Regions from separate parts of the Mus musculus genome. Here region 2 is linked to region 1. Evidence: chromatin loops called from intact Hi-C (ENCODE). Cell type or tissue: left cerebral cortex. All regions are shown on one strand. Links, peaks and the distances in the headings refer to the core of each region. The heading gives the core; the rest is flanking DNA.

Evidence for each region. Peaks named below come from ENCODE experiments on the same cell type or tissue, not always from the same donor. Only the 100,000 strongest peaks of a DNase experiment are listed, where the experiment ranks them.
Region 2: a loop joins it to region 1, with 2.1 times the contacts of the local background. A loop is called at or near these places in 3 of 42 quality-filtered maps.

The regions. Positions count from the first base shown.
Region 1 is chr9:85,669,209-85,677,544 of GRCm38, forward strand. No RefSeq gene overlaps it. Among named protein-coding and RNA genes, the nearest start is that of Ibtk, 76 kb to the right of the region's middle. In left cerebral cortex, for the core only: no CTCF peak of the experiment used is centred there; DNase peaks (open chromatin) are centred at 4,983, 5,448 and 6,153; H3K27ac peaks cover 173 bases.
Region 2 is chr9:85,592,636-85,600,971 of GRCm38, forward strand. No RefSeq gene overlaps it. Among named protein-coding and RNA genes, the nearest start is that of Gm25125, 120 kb to the left of the region's middle. In left cerebral cortex, for the core only: a CTCF peak has its summit at 4,524 (motif pointing left); DNase peaks (open chromatin) are centred at 1,411, 3,395 and 4,526.

The sequences.
Region 1 (8,336 bases), core at 68-8,067:
TACAAGTGTTCTCAAGTGGAAGTCCCACTCTGGCAAATGACAGTACCATAGAATGTGTGTTCTGAGGTCTCCTGCTTAAAGATAGTTTTATGAGAGGTCGAGGGAAGAAATGGGGAAGAAATAAGGAACACTCCTCCAGAGACCCATAAACATTCAGTCTAACTCATAAGCCCTGCCACCAGCACGGAAGGAGAAAGTCCATCACATCCAAAGCCACTAAGCATCTTACTTTCCTCTCTTTCCTGTGTCAAGAAGAGATTTCTCAGGGGCTTTGTGCCTTTCAAGGCTCCAGGGATGGAAAACAGAAGGCACTAAGGCATCGTCAGATGCCCAGAGCCCGGAAGCCTCGCAGCCTCATATTACGATGGTCGTTTCCTATTTTTGTTCTCAAAAGAGAACAGAGAATTAGGATTATGTCATTAAAACATTAAAACATCGGCTTAACCTTCTATTTGAGGTAGACAAATGGTAGCAATGGAGACAAAGAACGGAGTCGCTGGGATATATTTTGGAAGTAGATTGACATATATTGTGGTTGAAGAAGTAGCAAATAAAAAAAGAACTAAGAATTACTCTGAGGTTTTTTTTTTTTTTTCCTTTCTTTTTTTTTCTTTGAGAAACTGAGTTTCTTTGGATGAATGTCATTATTGGGAAAGAGAAATGTAGTCAAGAGATATGTTTGTGGGATAAGAAATAGAAATTAGAAAGTTCTGATTTGGGCCATTTTAATTGTGCAGTGGTTGGTAGCCATATAAGTGCAGACCCAGGTCCAGCACTAACATCAGGGCTGGCATATACTCATCACATGTACTGCCACTTCTGGTCACCTTGCTTCCAGAGGGGAAACCTCACTGTCATAGTAAGCCATACTTGTATTTCTGTCAAGCTTTTTCTCCCAAATCTATCAAGCTTTCTACATTTCATTGCCCTGACGCTAACTCTGAATTTCCACACCCAGCCCACTTTGTTCACCCCAATTTTACTGCCATGTGTTCTCTGTAATCATTAGAACTAAAAAGACAGGACCGTAAACTTTCTGTTGGCTGTCTCCATCATAATGCATGAAACAACACAACAAATAATAAAACAGTAGTCATCTGTATATGGTACAATTTATGTTTCTGTAAGCAGTTCCTGCTTGTAACCTTCCTACCACACATTGGGACCAGCAGATAACAAGGATTAATGAGTAGTATCAGCCCTATAACATTTGGTTGTCTTGACTGTGGATATAAAGGATGATAACCAGGTAACACTGCAAAGGCATTAACAGAATTCTGGTTAACAAACACTCCAGTTTTAACATTAAAAATAATCCCAAATTCTAAAGCAAGCAAACAAACAAACACCCTCAGTTCACAACAATCTTTCTCCCTCAAGTTTGTTCATCTCAAAACTCCTGTTTTAGCTAATATTTCCTTCATCATTTCTTACTTTGTCCACGCTTAAGACAGTAGAAGTCAAGCCAGGCATGACGGTGCATGTCTTTAATTCCACTGCTCCAGAGGCATTGGCAGGCAGAACTCTGGGTTCAAGGTCAACCTGGTCTACCGAATGAGTTCTGGAACAACCAGGGTTATGTAGAGAAACTCTGTCTCAAAAACAAACAAACAAAAACACAAAAACAACAACAACAAAAAGAAGTCAAAGGAAAACTCAAGGGAAGGAAAGGAAGCTATGTGTAAAAGTATCTTTTATTCGCCTGATGTAATTGTCTTCTCAGAGGCTACTGCCTCAGTCTGCTAAGCTAGGACTGCTCTTGGCAGCTTGTAGCCTCAATACAATCTTACAGAGCCTAGGATGTTTTCAGTCTCTGAGACTTACTGCTGAATAGGCGCACCCCTTCTACTTCTTTCTGGGCTCTGGCTGACTTGTTCAACCTCAGCTGTTCCGATTCAAACTCCTCTCCCAGATGACACATTCAATCTGGCTTTTCTCTTGGCCCCTCAATTGCTCTGCTTGGCCTCAAACTAACTCTAGAAATCGTTTTTTGGTGTTTTTTGGTTGGTTGGTTGGTTGGTTGGTTTTTTGTTTGTTTGTTTGGTTGGTTTTTCGAGACAGCAATCTTTTCTGATCTTCTTCTGGCTCCTACTTACTCTTTTGCTGGTTCTGTCTTTACCTGTGTCTAGCTTGTTCTCTCTTCAATCTATCTCTGTAAAACTCTCCCCAGGTAAAGCTGCCTCCCCCCTCTCTCTGCTGCTCCACTCTCCCTCTCAACTCCACTGCACTGTTCTCCATGAACTTGACAGTAGTCCTGTGCTGTGCTCTCTTCTGAACTGTCTGTAGCCTCCTTTTCCTCTCTCTTCTCATGAGAGCTGAGCATATCCTACGCTGTCAAATCTTTTTCAGATTTATCCCTGTGTCTCCCCCTCAATTTGACATCACTTTCAAAAATGGGTGCTTCCTTCTACAAGCTAACTTTACCTTCGTCATTAAAGATGAGTGCTAAGGGTGTGTCTGTATTCCAGCCCAAGGGATTAAAGGTGTGTGCTAAGGGCTGAGCCACACCCTAACTAGAAACAGATTTAAACATCCTGTAACAGCTGTGGTTTTTATCTCCACCCTCTCAAACTTCATAACACTCTAACCCCAAGTGCTATTTGGAGCCGTCTGATGTTCTAAGAGCAACTGGATGGCTCTCCAGTGAATGCTATGGTGGACTATAGACATAGCTCATGTTGTTTACATGCTGAAAGAGAAGATGTGGGGATGAATAAGTAGGTATTTCTTAGATCTCTTCAGAAAAGGTTCTTGGGAGAAGAGCATTTCCATTGATGTTAGCAAGGGGCATGGAGGCACAAAACATGAAAGGAAAACAGAAATGATGCTACTTAGAAAAAATGCCTTGAAACGAGGCAGCGTAAGTCGGACTTGCAGCTCACAAGGATGCTTGCCTAAGGAGTGGACACTCTGAGGCTCTTATGTTCAACAGAAATCATTAGACTCAGTGAACAGGAATTTGAATTTCACACCTGAGAGATCCTCAGAGCAAGTGTGGTAGTTATTTTTCTGTGGTAAACACCATTACCAAACGCTCCTGGGAGACAAAAGAAGTCCTCACATCTCACAGCTTAAAGTCTGTCATGAAGACTGACAGGGCAGGCACTCAAGCAGAGGCCATGGAGGAAAGCTGATTCTTGGCTTGCTTCCTGTGACTTCCATAACCTACACTTGTATACAAGTTAGGACCAGGAGTCCAGGAGTGGCATCACCCACAGTGGGCTGGGCCCTCCCACATCCATCATTAATCAAGTAAATGCCCCAGACTTGCCTACAGGATAATCTGATGGAGGCAGTTCTCAGTGAAGTTTTCTCTTCCCAGATGACTACAGATTGTGTAAAGTTGACACACACACACACACACACACACACACACAAACCTAAGCAGCACACCAAGTAACACTAGTTCTAAGTGATGCTAATCTGGCTAGCCAGAATCAGAAACACCTCCATGCCTTTCCCCAGTGTGCGCCTCCATAAGAAATTAATTTGTGTTGCACAACTTGGTCTTCTGGTGTAGACAGAAATATTTCGTTTTTTAGAAATTACTTTACTAAAAATATTTACAGCTTGACGAAGCTAATTTAAAACACACAGGAAAAGCATGCCATTTCTCCGGTTCTCTGGGCTGCAGCTGCAGGAATGGCCTCTCATCTCTCAGCAGTGACGGCTCAGGCAGGATCTCTCTGTGGAAGCATTTCTGAACTCAAGATGACCGTTGAGCAGACAACAAGGCCTTTCTGTCCATTGGGTGACTGAGGGGTGACAAGACGAAATTGTCTCCTGTCCCTATTTCCCCTAAACTTTCCAGGCACTTGGGCCTCAGCAGCATCCTACAGTGAGGTGGTTTTTGTTGTTTCTTTGTTTTGTTTTTGTTTTTATGACCCGGAAACATATTTTATAATCTATTTCCTAATGCAGGAAAAGTTGAATCTTACCCCTGCTTTAAAAAAAAAAGCAAAAAACTAACTAAAATTTGTTCTGAAAAATACATGTGATTAAATAAAGCAACTGGAAAAATATTTTCTTTGTTTTGCTGAGAAAACTCAACAGAACCTGAGGACCCCAGCCAGCCTGGCCATTAGGAATCCTGGCCAAGGTAGGAAGGCAGCCATGGTTATCCTCTCCAGCCGAAATAGCCATAAGACATTTCTGGTCTTTTTCTGCTCCTTGGATAGAAGCAACCACTATTATAGCTTCTTTAATAGTTCCAGAGAAGACAAACTCCACCATCCCTCAGCATACTGGAGGAATTATGTTATTTTTTTTTTCTTCTCTCTCTGATGGAACTAGCAATACTTCTTGTGGAAAAACTATTTTGCCATAAATTTTAAAGAGCACACAAGGAGAAGCAATTTGCTAGCTCCAAAATGTACAAAGAAAAAAGAAAAGGAAGAAAATCGAAGGAAGATGAAGGAGAGGAAGGGAGGAGAAGGTGGGGAAGGAAAGGGAAAGAAATGGGTAGGGATGGAAAGGGACGACGGGAAGGGAGGGGAAAGGAAGGGAGGGGAAAGGTGGCTATCAGGAAATGGGAAAATCTACTAATCACATTTGTTCTGAGGACGTGCTAAGCGGATGCTGATTTCACGCTAGGCATTTGAGGCACATATGTCTCTTGATAAAAACCAAAGGGAATGAAATCATAAAGGCTGACAATGTCATCACCATAAAGAGCTCTGAAAGTTATTGTCTTAAAAATAAGTGCCTGGGAGGCCCGAGAGGCCTGGATAGTCTCACCCACACAAAAGCAATTTCTTTTGTCATCTTCTTATTTAACTACGCTAATCCCCAGCGAAGGAAGCTCGGGGCTCTGACGAAGTGCAATGTTGTGAACCCTGACATTTAACAGACGAGCATGCTGTTCCTCCACTGAGCCATTGCTCTGCGACTGGGGGAGCAAAAAAGCCTGAAATGAATCACACGACCAACATACAATGGCACAAGAGATGACTCACCGGGTCCCAAGGAAAATAAGTAGGAATGAGTGGGTTAGAGCTCTCAGGGAACCATGGTCCCAGTGGGCAGTTTATTGGCCTGCATCCCAGTGAGCCTGCAGCTGAAGGGATGCTACAGGAAGTGCTGTGAGGGCCAAGGCGTAAGGGAGATACTCCTTCTGGGATGGTGGTACTGCCATGGCTGCTCGTTTTTCGAGGCAGTCGGGGCCCACTGCAGTAACCCCTCAGAGTGTATGCAGCGGATGATTTATCCAGCAGGCTGCTCATCTGGCATCGGATAAAACATTTGGGATCATTTTACTTGTCTGATACCTAGAGGCGGTGTTCACTCCCTCTCCAATGCGAAATCTAAACCATCCCTGTCATTTCAGACACTTTAATGAAATCTGCTTCTCACAGGATGTCTCAGTCTTGGACATAGTATGTGATTCTCCTACCAAATGGAATCACCTATTTTTATAACTCCTTCTATGGGGGTGGAAAGAGAAAGAAAGATATTCAATTTAAGAAAAAAAAAATCTATGATGCTAGTGATAAGCATGTGCTATCCCGGAGGGTGAGGGTGGGGGCCCACTAGCACTTCCAAATAGCTCACACTAGAGGTGAATGCTCACTGACTCATGAGAAGTCCCAGAGATACTGGCTCCCACAGTTATCCCTTAAGGAAAGAGGGACAGCAAAATGTGGTATGATAATTGTCCCCACAGAATCACAGCTTAAGTGACTACAGGGGAGGCTAGAATTGCCTTTCTAGAGGTTCACTATGCAAGAGTATAAATAAGGTGATAGCCCTTCCTAACAAAAATTAACAGAAAACATTGAAAACCCGTCCTGCACATACACACAAGTCCAAATCCAATGGGAATGTATTGAAGGGCCGTGAGTCTATCCTATTCAATTCTGCAGCGTTAGTCAAATTTACTTCCTGATACAATTTTTAAGAAGCAAAATCAGTATTGTGACTATTACTACCCATATCTCAACTATAGGCTCCAAAACTATTTTAAGAAATTAGAAAGCAAGTTAAAGTAAGTCCCAGGAAGAGTTCCAGTTAGAAGCCCAAACATTAGCACCCTTTGCAATTGGTAAGTGAGCATCTTGCTCACATTCATTATAACCCACAGGCAAACCACATCTTTAACGTTTCCCATATGTCCTGGGTTTGCATGGTGACAATACTGCTGCTTACCACCGTTTTTTCACTTCATCTCGAAATAGCCGAAGAATTGGATGCTATTTCTAGCACGCCAGGAAGGACACCTCGGATTCTGTGCTCACAAGAGTCTACAAATGCAAGAGGGTTAGCACTCCATTTTTTAGGTCTAAATGACCTCCCTTTTGCTTTGCATTGGAGCTTAGAAAACACAGATGATCAAGCTCAAGTTCCTACAGCCCTTCTCTAAGACAGTCGGTGCACAGGTCCCCAGGAGCCCCCATCAGTGGCACCTCAGAAGAACGGAGAAGTCTTTGGTTCTTTTATGTCCAAAGAAGAGGAGCCTTTAAATCATTGAGACTCCAAATGACTCAGGCCACGTGGGCTCTTCAGTTTGAGTGGACTTTTGTCAAACTGCCAAATCTTCTACAAACTCTTTAATGAAATCTGTTTGTCTTAGTCAGGGTTTCTATTCCTGCACAAACATCATGACCAAGAAGTAAGTTGGAGAGGAAAGGGTTTATTCGGCTTACACTTCCATACTGCTGTTCATCACCAAGGAAGTTCAGGACTGGAAACTCAGCAGGTCAGGAAGCAGGAGCTGATGCAGAGGCCATGGAGGGATGTTCCTTACTGGCTTGCTTCCCCTGGCTTGCTCAGCCTGCTCTCTTATAGAACCAAGACTACCAGCCCAGAGATAGTCCCACCCACAAGGGGCCTTTCCCCCTTGATCACTAACTGAGAAAATGCCTTACAGTTGGATCTCATGGAGGCATGTCCTCAACTGAAGCTCCTTTCTCTGTGATAACTCCAGCCTGTGTCAAGTTGACATAAAACTAGCCAGTACTCTGTTTCTCACAGGATGCCTCAGTCTTGGAAATAGTATGTGATTTCCCCTACTAAATGGAATCACCTATTTTTATAACTCCTTCTATAGGAGTTGAGGATGGGGAGGGAAAAAGAGAAAGGGAGAGAAGGGAAGATAGTTCCTCTAAGGAAAACAAAACAAAACAAAACAAAACTCTCGCACAGGAGGCTATGGTATGTAGGTAGCTAGCACTGCTGCCACTTGGTAGTTTATGGAAGGTACCAGAAAGTCATAGAGGAGGATGCTGGTTCTCGGTAGGAGGTCCTGAAGTATTGCATCAGAGATCACTTTAGGTGTCAAAGTTGTCCTCTTCTTAAACTGCAGCATTAATGCTATGGCATAATTAACACAGCAAAAAAAAAAAAAAAAAAAAAAACCACACCCAGTCCTCACTACCAAAACAAAGAACTTTAGTGTTCCTGAGATTCCACTATGTTTTTCTGCCATGTTAAGTATTGCTGAAGCACGTCACCTCCTCAGACCCTTTTTGATGTAGGTTTTTCCATCTAAAGACGCTTTCCGAAGCAGTCAAGCATTTGTTGAAACCTAGTATGTGTGCATTCTGGTGAAGGCAAACTGCTGTTTGCTGTTATGTATTTCATTACCTTGCAGTGGAAGGCAATCGGGGCACAAGATCAACTGCACAAAATCGCCTATGGCATGCAATCACCTCTATGAACAACGAAGATGGTGGTAGGTTACCAAATCAAAGGGTCGCACACTGTCCATCCTAAGAACTGAACGGCTGATTGTAAGCAGTCTGCCAGGTGGGTTTAATCAAGTGAAGTTTATCTCAATGAAGACTCGTTAACAAAGCATCAGCTGTCTGGTTTTTAGACACTTTTTTTTTTTTTTAGATTTACTTTATTCTTACTTATATGTATGTAGTCTGCTTGTGTGTGGATGTCTTTGGAAGCCAAACGAGGGCATCAAATCTCCTGGGGCTGGAGGCACTAGGCAGTCAGCTGTGATACTGGAAATCAAGCTCCAGGCTTCCTCAAAAGCAGCAAGCACTCTTAACCAATGAGCACTTTCCCCAGACCCTTCAAACCTTTATTCACTGTTCAGAACAGCCTGAGTGGGATTTCTTGTTGATTTCCAGAGTGCAAACAGAACTCCTATGTTCTCTTTAGCTAAAACATGCCGTGGCTAGCACAGCCTGACCAGGCATACTCAGCCACTGAGCTACTATAAATGATTTGTAGGCAGGTCATGAAATGGGCCCATGAATGCCAAGCAAAAAACTAGACACCACTCTTAAATATATTCTCTCTCAAGTTAAAAACAAACGAACAACAATTATCTTTTCTATCACTGTGGAAATTTCAGTCTTTCTGACAGCAACTTGCAATACTGGATC
Region 2 (8,336 bases), core at 142-8,141, 76 kb before region 1:
ACAAAGCCAAGCGTTAGAGTCAGTGGTTTCTTACTGTAAAAGGAAATTTCAAATGCAGTAAGTCTGGAGGCAGCAAGAAAAAGCAAAAACTATTTTTGGTAAGTTACATAGATAAGGGCACTTCTCCCAGTAGAGAAGGGGAAATGACGCTGATGAAGAGGAATGAGAAGGGGAGCTTTCTGCAGCGATGCCTTCACTTAGCAAAGGTGACAAGATTAGGACAGAGTGACTATCTGCACTGGCTGCTGTGCTAGGAAGGGGATGTGGTGGGCACAGCTGTGAGTGAGCAGCTGTCATACTAGGGACTTTGCAGGATGTCACTATTCTCCCATTGCCATCTACTTTATAATGAGGCTGGAACAGAGTGCGGAAGAAAGAGTGGAAGCTGTATATAGGTTCAAAGAAAACCAAAGGCAGAAGTGAGCTCAATCAAACCTGTAGGCCTAAAGTCCCTTGACGGGCTCTGTTGAGAGGATGTCATTGGCTTGAAAGGTTAGATTTCCATTTCTGTGTGATTAGTAACACTGCTTCCCTAGGACTGCTATTCACATATGGTAAGATCAAATATATAAAAGAGAATATATGTAATTTAATGTGTATTAAATGCTATTCATTACTTTCAGCCTTTGGATGCCACACTTTTTAAAAGTTAAGTTAACCTGGACCCTTAGGGGCTCCCAGAGACTGAACCACCAACCAAAGAGCATATATGGGCTGGACCTAGCCCCAGCCCCCGCAAATATGTAGCAGATGTGCACCTTGGTCTTCATGAGGGTCTCCCAGCAACTGGAGCAGGGAATGTTGTCCCTGAATGTGTGTCCTGTCTGTGGATCCTGTTCACCTCACTGGTCTACCTTGTCTGGCCTCAATGGGAGAGGATGCACATAGTCCTGTAGGAACTTGCTATGTCAGGGTGCGGGGATAACCAAGGAAGTTCCCCCTTCTCAGAGGAGAAGGGGACCTATGTGAGGGGGGACTGGGAGGAGGGGGTGGTGATATTGGGATGTAAAGTGAGTAAATAAATTAATGAAAAAATTAATTTTTTTAAGTTAAGTTTAATGTGATCAGTGGCTATGATGGAAATGTAAGCATAGACAGCAAAAATGCCAATCGAAAGGAGAATTTGCTGAGAGTGAGTGGGAATGGATGTCCTTTTTGCCAGAAGCCGTCCTCTCAAGAGGACAATAGAGTGTTTCTGATTGAGGTAAAGAGACAGAACACGTTTTAGGTGTGTGTCAGCAGCAGGAACTGAGACAATATTCCTGCCTCTGACTGGCCTACTGTTTGAAAATTTTAAATATATTTAATTGGAAATATCCGGGTGAAAGCTGGCCGTCTTAATGTCTCCCCTCTCTCACTCTTGTCTTTGGAGGTAAGCATGCCTCACCCACACTGTCTGTCTCTGCCAGCGTGAGTTGTGCACTTCATCTGTCAGCTCTGTTTCCTTGGTGACAGCTTACCTTTCAAGCTTCACCAGTTATATAGTACAGAAAGAAGATGTCTGGCAGGACAAAGAGTGATCAACAACCCTGTACGTGAAGACACCATGGAATGCTGCAAAGATGTTTTATACAACATGAAAATTGTCACAATTCTCTGTGAGCTCTCCTCTGAGTCAGATCCAGTTACAAGTTAGAGACACTTTGCTCATGCCTGCTGCATTGAAGCAAGTTGCCATAATGACCCAATACTTACAACCCCTGGTACTATGTAGACTCCTCTACTTGGATACATTACTATATAGAGTAACCTCTTTGTGGGGAGGAGGCAGAGGGCAGGGGCTTGTGGAGATCAGAGGACAGAGATCTTCCTCGATTGCTCTCCACCTTTGCTTTTAAGACAGGGTCCCTTCTCTGTCACTGAAGCTCACCATTTGGCTGGGCTTCTTAGCCAGCAGCTTCTGGGATCTGCTTGTCTTTGCTACCCACATCTTGGCTTAGAACATTTGCTGCCATGTACTCTTTACATAGGTTCTAGGAATCTGAACTCAATCACGTCCTCATGCTTAAATTCAAGCCAATTACTCACTGAGCTATCTTTTCAACACCAGTCTTTGCTTGTCTTTCTGTTGTGTTAGGAGCCACACTTAGCAAGGCAGACATGGTTACTCAGCATTATAGGCCAGCGTTTCTTCTGAGGTTTTTAATAAGTTGGGAAGACTCATGCAAGAAACTTCACAGAAGGATTCAAATCATCTTCTAAAAATCACACAGAGCGATGCTATATAAGGTCATAGAACATCATGACTAGACAGACCACCAGGGACTGAGTGACTCATCAGACCGTAAGAGCTATGGGTGCCTGATGCCACATATCCATTCAACTTAATAGCAGCCTTGACCTTTGGTAGGGACGTGGGACACCAAGCAAGACAGAGATCTGGGCTCAGACTCAATGAAGGAAAGAGACCAAGGAGTGCCCGGCCAAACTTAAGCACACCTCCACCTGTATTCAAAAGACAATAATACCATTTCCATCTGCCCTTATGATTTTTTTGTTTCCTTTCCATTTTCCTTTTTTTTTATTTTGGTTTTTGGAGACAAGGTTTCTCTATGTAGTCCTGGCTGTCCTGGAACTCACTCTGTAGACCAGGCTGTCCTCGAACTCAGAAATCTGCCTGCCTCTGCCTCCCAAGTGCTGGGATTAAAGGTGTGTGCCACCACAGCCAGCTTTCCATTTTCCTTTTATCTGTTGAAATTTTTCATGGTTTAAAATATTCAAAACTTACAAATGTTATATAAATGATAAATTAGAAAAGGGCATAAAATCCACTTAGTAAAAGGATTCTTGCTATCTCAAAAGCAAAGGTCAAAGCATTTTTAGAAGTGGGTATATGACTTTATAAGCCTACCTGGACTGTAACTGTCATTTTGTCTTGGGGATCCTAACAGTAATGTTACAATGAGTTACGGAAAATCTCTGGCCCAATGGTAGGTAGTTATCTAAAGTCTTTACTAGAATATCCTTAGTCATGCTCTGGACTCTGGGAAAGACCCAAAAGCGTATGCCATTCCTTTCCTTCTGAAGTTCAGAGTTTAGTGAAGGTTAAAGTCCTGTTGGGAAAACAAGGCATGAACAGAAAGTCGCTACGAGCAGTAGTAGCATAGCCTGTCTTAAATCTCAGCATGTTTTCCACAAGAGCTTTAGGACAATGCACAATCAATGAAATCTCCAGTTGTCTGGAGAGGCTGGGGGGGGGGGGGATGGGGGGTGAGAGAACTCAGCCAACAGGACCACACAGTTCTCCAACACAGACACACAGACAGAAGCAATGGAAGGTATCCAAATTGGGAACAGGTATAGAAAATAACAAGCAAACTGAAAAAGTCACTTCCAGAATACAGTCAGTGTGCTTCTTTTTAAACAGTGAGTCATATTTTATACTCTAAATAGACTTAAGCCTTTTTTGGCATTCCCTTTTGTCTGTGCTTCCTCCAGCAGTTCTGAAGACATACTAATGAAACCGAGCTCCAGGAGCCAGGAGTTGACCCCTAACAATTGCTACTACTACTGGCCACGCAGGTACAGGAAGTTAGCTCACTTTTCACCGATGACATTACTGAGGTCTTTCCCTTCCAGCATCTGAAGCCACCCACAGCAAGTTCCCTGGTGACAGTTCACAATGACCAGATTGAGAGTGTTGGGTTTGGGGTTTTCTTTGGGGTGGGAGACGTTGGGTTTTTTTTTTTCTTTTTTTTTTTTTTTTTTTTTGGTTTGGGGTTTTTGGTTGATTGGTTGGTTTTTATAGTATGGGTTTAAAAGACACTGGATTTAAAAATCCAGAAAGCTGTCTTCTCATCACCTATGACAATGAACATGAGGTTTCTGGTGGGTCTCAGCCTTTGGTGTGCTGGATTAAAAGAGGTATGAGGGACATGGTGAGCCCAAACTCAGGAGTATAAAAGCCAGTTCCATAGTCAACAAGGGACAGGAAGTCACAAAGTAACTTCACTTTCTCTCTCTGCCTCTCCTCTTCCCACCCTTCCTCCTGCCCTTACTCCTATGCCTGTTAATTAAGTGGCCTTGTTACTGCTAAGAAGACAAAGATCACGTTGATGTCTCTCTGTAGAGTTCTCAGTCACTGACCTCTGAGAGGGGATGGAAAGAACACCACAAAATCCTCACAAAAGTGTGTCATCCTAACAGTGTTTAGTTGTCCCCAGAAGCAGCCTGAATGACTCACTGACTTCAAACCTCCATTTCTGCTCTCAATTTTGGAACTGTGCACCCATGTAGGACAGAGATGGGATCTTGACAACTAAAGACGCTTTACACTATTGTTTCTGTTCTGGAATATCTGCCCTCTTGATTCTTATAGATCTCAGTTGAGACATTCAAAAGAAACAAGTGGGAAGCTTTAAAAAAAAAATATGCCCAAGACAGCTTTCTGGATTTTTAAGACCAGTGTCTTTTAAACCCATACCATATAAAAACCAACCAATCAACCAAAAACCCCATGCCAGAATACTTAAACCCAAATCTAAGTGGGACCAGACACTGTGAAACACTGCCCCCTGATGGCGATTTCCAGGTCCAACCAGTGTTGGTTATCAGCAGTCAGTGTGTCCATGTGACTTTGGGTTGGTTAAAGTGAATTTAGAGTGCCCTTGTTTTGTGATCGAATGGGAGGTTGGCATAGATGGGACAGTAAGGGAATGGCACTGAGTAAGGTCCTGATGGAATGTAGAGACTCATTACAATCCAATCATCTTCCTGGAACATGTTCTTGGGGCTGACGGCACCGCTGGTATTTCTACAGCAGACATGACAGAGTTGCCCTTTCCTGCCAATTTATCCATCCAGATGTTCTCAATATGAACTGCTAGAGCCTTACTTCATTTCATGAGATATAATCTGCTGGCATCTCCATTGTCCAGGGTTTACCTCCAGCTGGCTCCTGGGTCTTTTTAAATTAACTCCATTTTTAAATCCTAGCATTGTCCTACTTGGGTCCTACCAGGTAAACAATCTAGACTCTAGAACATCTAGACTCTGATTGACCAAATTCCCTAGAGATATATTTAATCATATAAAGGCTGGCATGTTTCTCTCTTCTTTGAAGCAGCTAGCTGATAAAATAAGCTGTCAACTTTACAATGAGCTAAGGAAGATACACAGGGCTATACTGGTACTGTCCAAAGCCCTGAGTTGTGTGAGAAGGCACAATTATGAGCAATTAATGGCATTTCTGTAATTGAACTCTGCACTGCTAACACAATTAAGAATAGAAGGAATTTTCCTCCTGACCCCGGAGGGGAGGGGTCAACTCTCTGCTGTCTTGGGATTACAAATAAGTGAATAAAAATAGCCTGGTGTATACTAAGTAGTAGATTATTATATTGCTAAGATATATATAATTTCTGTAAGTTGACTACTTAAAATAATATTTAAATAGAAAAAATATATAAAATGTTCCTTAGAAGTAGAGATCAAAAATCTCTCACTGTTTGTAGCTGGGCTGGTAGTTAACTTCCTTCTTTGTTAGTATGTACAGTCCTTTCTAGTACCACAAACACTAGTAGGTATGTGTAAAGTGTCTAGTTAGGCACCATCTTGACTTCTCTTCTTCTTGTGTTCAGTGGGAATGTAAGTGCTGTTTTCAGCATTAAGGTCTTATTGTCAGTTTGTGGAGAGCAATCAATAGCCTGAGGTGTTTAAAAAAAGAAAAAAAAAACAAAAAACAAAAATCTCTCACTATTCCTCTGACCCTGCAAGGTTAGAAAGAGAAGGTTTGGAGGTAGTTGAGTGTTTATGATTAGATGATGATGACGAAGATAATGATTACCCTCCTTATGTCTTTATTCTTTTTGAAACATAGCTTAAGCCTACTTCAAGTTTAAGTTCAATTAAAGTAAGCATGTACTTTTACATAACTTAAAAACTTATAATACCTCACTTTGTGTTGATCTATTTGTATGATTGAAAAAGAGAACAGGGCTGGTGGGATGGTTCGTTGGGTGAAAAAGCTTGCCACAAAAGCATGAGGATGTGAGCTTGGATCCCCATGTAAAGCCAAATGATGTAGTTCACCTCTGTGGTTCCAGCTCTCCTGTGTTGAACTGGGAGGTGGAGACAGGAGACTAACTGGAAGCTCACAGATCAGCTAGCCCAGCATAAGCAGCAGGAATGAGAGACTTTGAAGGCAAGAACCAATGTCTTCATTGTGCATGTTGCATGCTGTGGTATACATCTCTCTCTCTCTCTCTCTCTCTCTCTCTCTCTCTCTCTCTCTCTCTCACACACACACACACACACACACACACACACACACACACACACACACACCCCACAGGACATGAAGAGGGTCAAAAATAAGTTTAAAGCTACAATATTATTATAATCACTGTCAGTAACTTATAGTGTGCCTTTTCAAAGCAAGTGTGTGTGTGTGTGTGTGTGTGTGTGTGTGTGTGTGTGTGTGTGTGTGTGTGTGTGTGTGTGTGTGTTCAGGTGTCCTTGCTAGTGTTTTTGGTAACTATGCTGGCTATTCTTGTATCAACTTGATACAAACTAGAGTTATATGATAGGCGGAAACCTCAACTGAGAAAATGCCTGCATAAGATTCAGCTGTAAAGCATTTTCTTAATTAGTTAGTGATGGGGAGAGTCCAGGCCATTGTTGGTGATGTTGGTTGAGGTTGGTTGATGACATCCCTGGGCTTGTTGTCCTGGATTCTATTTAAAAACAAAAACAAAAACAAACAAAAAACAGGATGAGCAAGCCATGTGAAGTAAACCAGAAAAGAGGAGCCCTCCATAACCTCTCCAGCAGCTCCTGCCTTCAGGATTCTGCCCTGTTTGAGTTCCTGTCTTGACCTCATTCATGATGAACAGCAATGTGGAAGTGTGAGCCTTCCCTTTCTTCCCCAGCTTGCTTTTTGTTCATGATGTTTTATTGCAGCAACAGAAACCCCAAATAAGACAGTTCCTATAAGCCCCAGTCACTTCTTGACTCCTCTGTGACAAAATAATAAAGCAACATACACACTACCAAGAGCTGCTAAGGGTTCAAACTCAGCTTTATCTGTGGTTAAATGAAGATGAAGAGGAATGCAGGGTTCCTGTGAGCTTCTTGAACTACGGCCTTCTGAGCCACATTATATTCCTATAACTCATAAGACTAGGAACTTGCCCCAGCTTTCTGACTACTTTTTTCCCATCCAAGATCTGAAACCTAGTAAGTGTCTTAGCTCGTACCAAAAACAAAGATTAGTTCTTCTAACCAATGGGACCTCCTTTGTGAGACACTAACCTCTGTGGCCTAATTCTCTGGACACTGTACCCATCTGCTTCTGAACATTTCCTAGGGATCACAAGTGCAACCACCTCCCCACCACATCAAAGCCCCCTTCCCCTCCCCCTTCCCGTTTCTGAAATCTCAAGCTTTAATACTGGCTTTAGATCACATTTACTTAAAATCAACTACCACAGAGATCTTCCTAACTTGCATGTGCAGTGGGCTAGCAACCAGTCCTCTGTAGGCTCCCCCAGCAGTCTTACTCCTTATGTCTTCATTTTGTTGTTGTTGTTTGTCCAGTGTTCTCAGCTATGTTTCCTTTTAATTTTGAACTTGATAGCCTCTGTGGAGTACTGGGCTATTTAGACTGCAGTGGAGGGAGATATCAGTGGAAGCATTTTAATGAACTGCACGACACTATTTCAAATAATCCTTTCTTGGTAACAGAACAGGGAAGCCTGTGGTGCAGCTTTACCAACAAAGACATATGAGGTGGATTATTTTAAAAGCGAAAGGACTCATTTGCCTAATAGAGAAGTTTGGACAAGTTCAAGTGGCAGACTTGTCTTTCACAAAAGGAATATCCATGGGAAGGTGTCTTGTGGCATGCTGAGCTATTGTTGCCCTAATGGTCTGTTTTTCCTCAAAGAGAAATAATTCCATGTTTGTGATTTTTTTTTGTTTGTTTGTTTTTGTTAAGGACCATATTGTGTTGAGGCAGCCAAAGAGAATTTGCAAACCTTGCTTCAATAACACCTATTAACTCCTCACTGGGAGGAAACCTTTCATTTATGCAGAGGCTGGATCCTAGAGGCAAAGAGTAATATTGCTCTTTGATGAGAATGAAACATTATCTAGTCACCTCTTTCCAGCAGCTTCCACAGGATGGAATGTTCACTGAAGACCTGAGGGTGGGGAAACGGCATCCTCAAAGCAGGAACTACAAACTCAGCCATCCCTGGGTCCTGAGCAAGAGGGAAGTGACCAGGGAAAGGAGCCAAGTGGGACCCTGGAGATCTAAACAGGCAAATGTGTCAGGTGTATCTCATAAGCCAATTCTCCATCAGCCCTGGTGTATCTAGGCTGCATGAAAGTGTTAT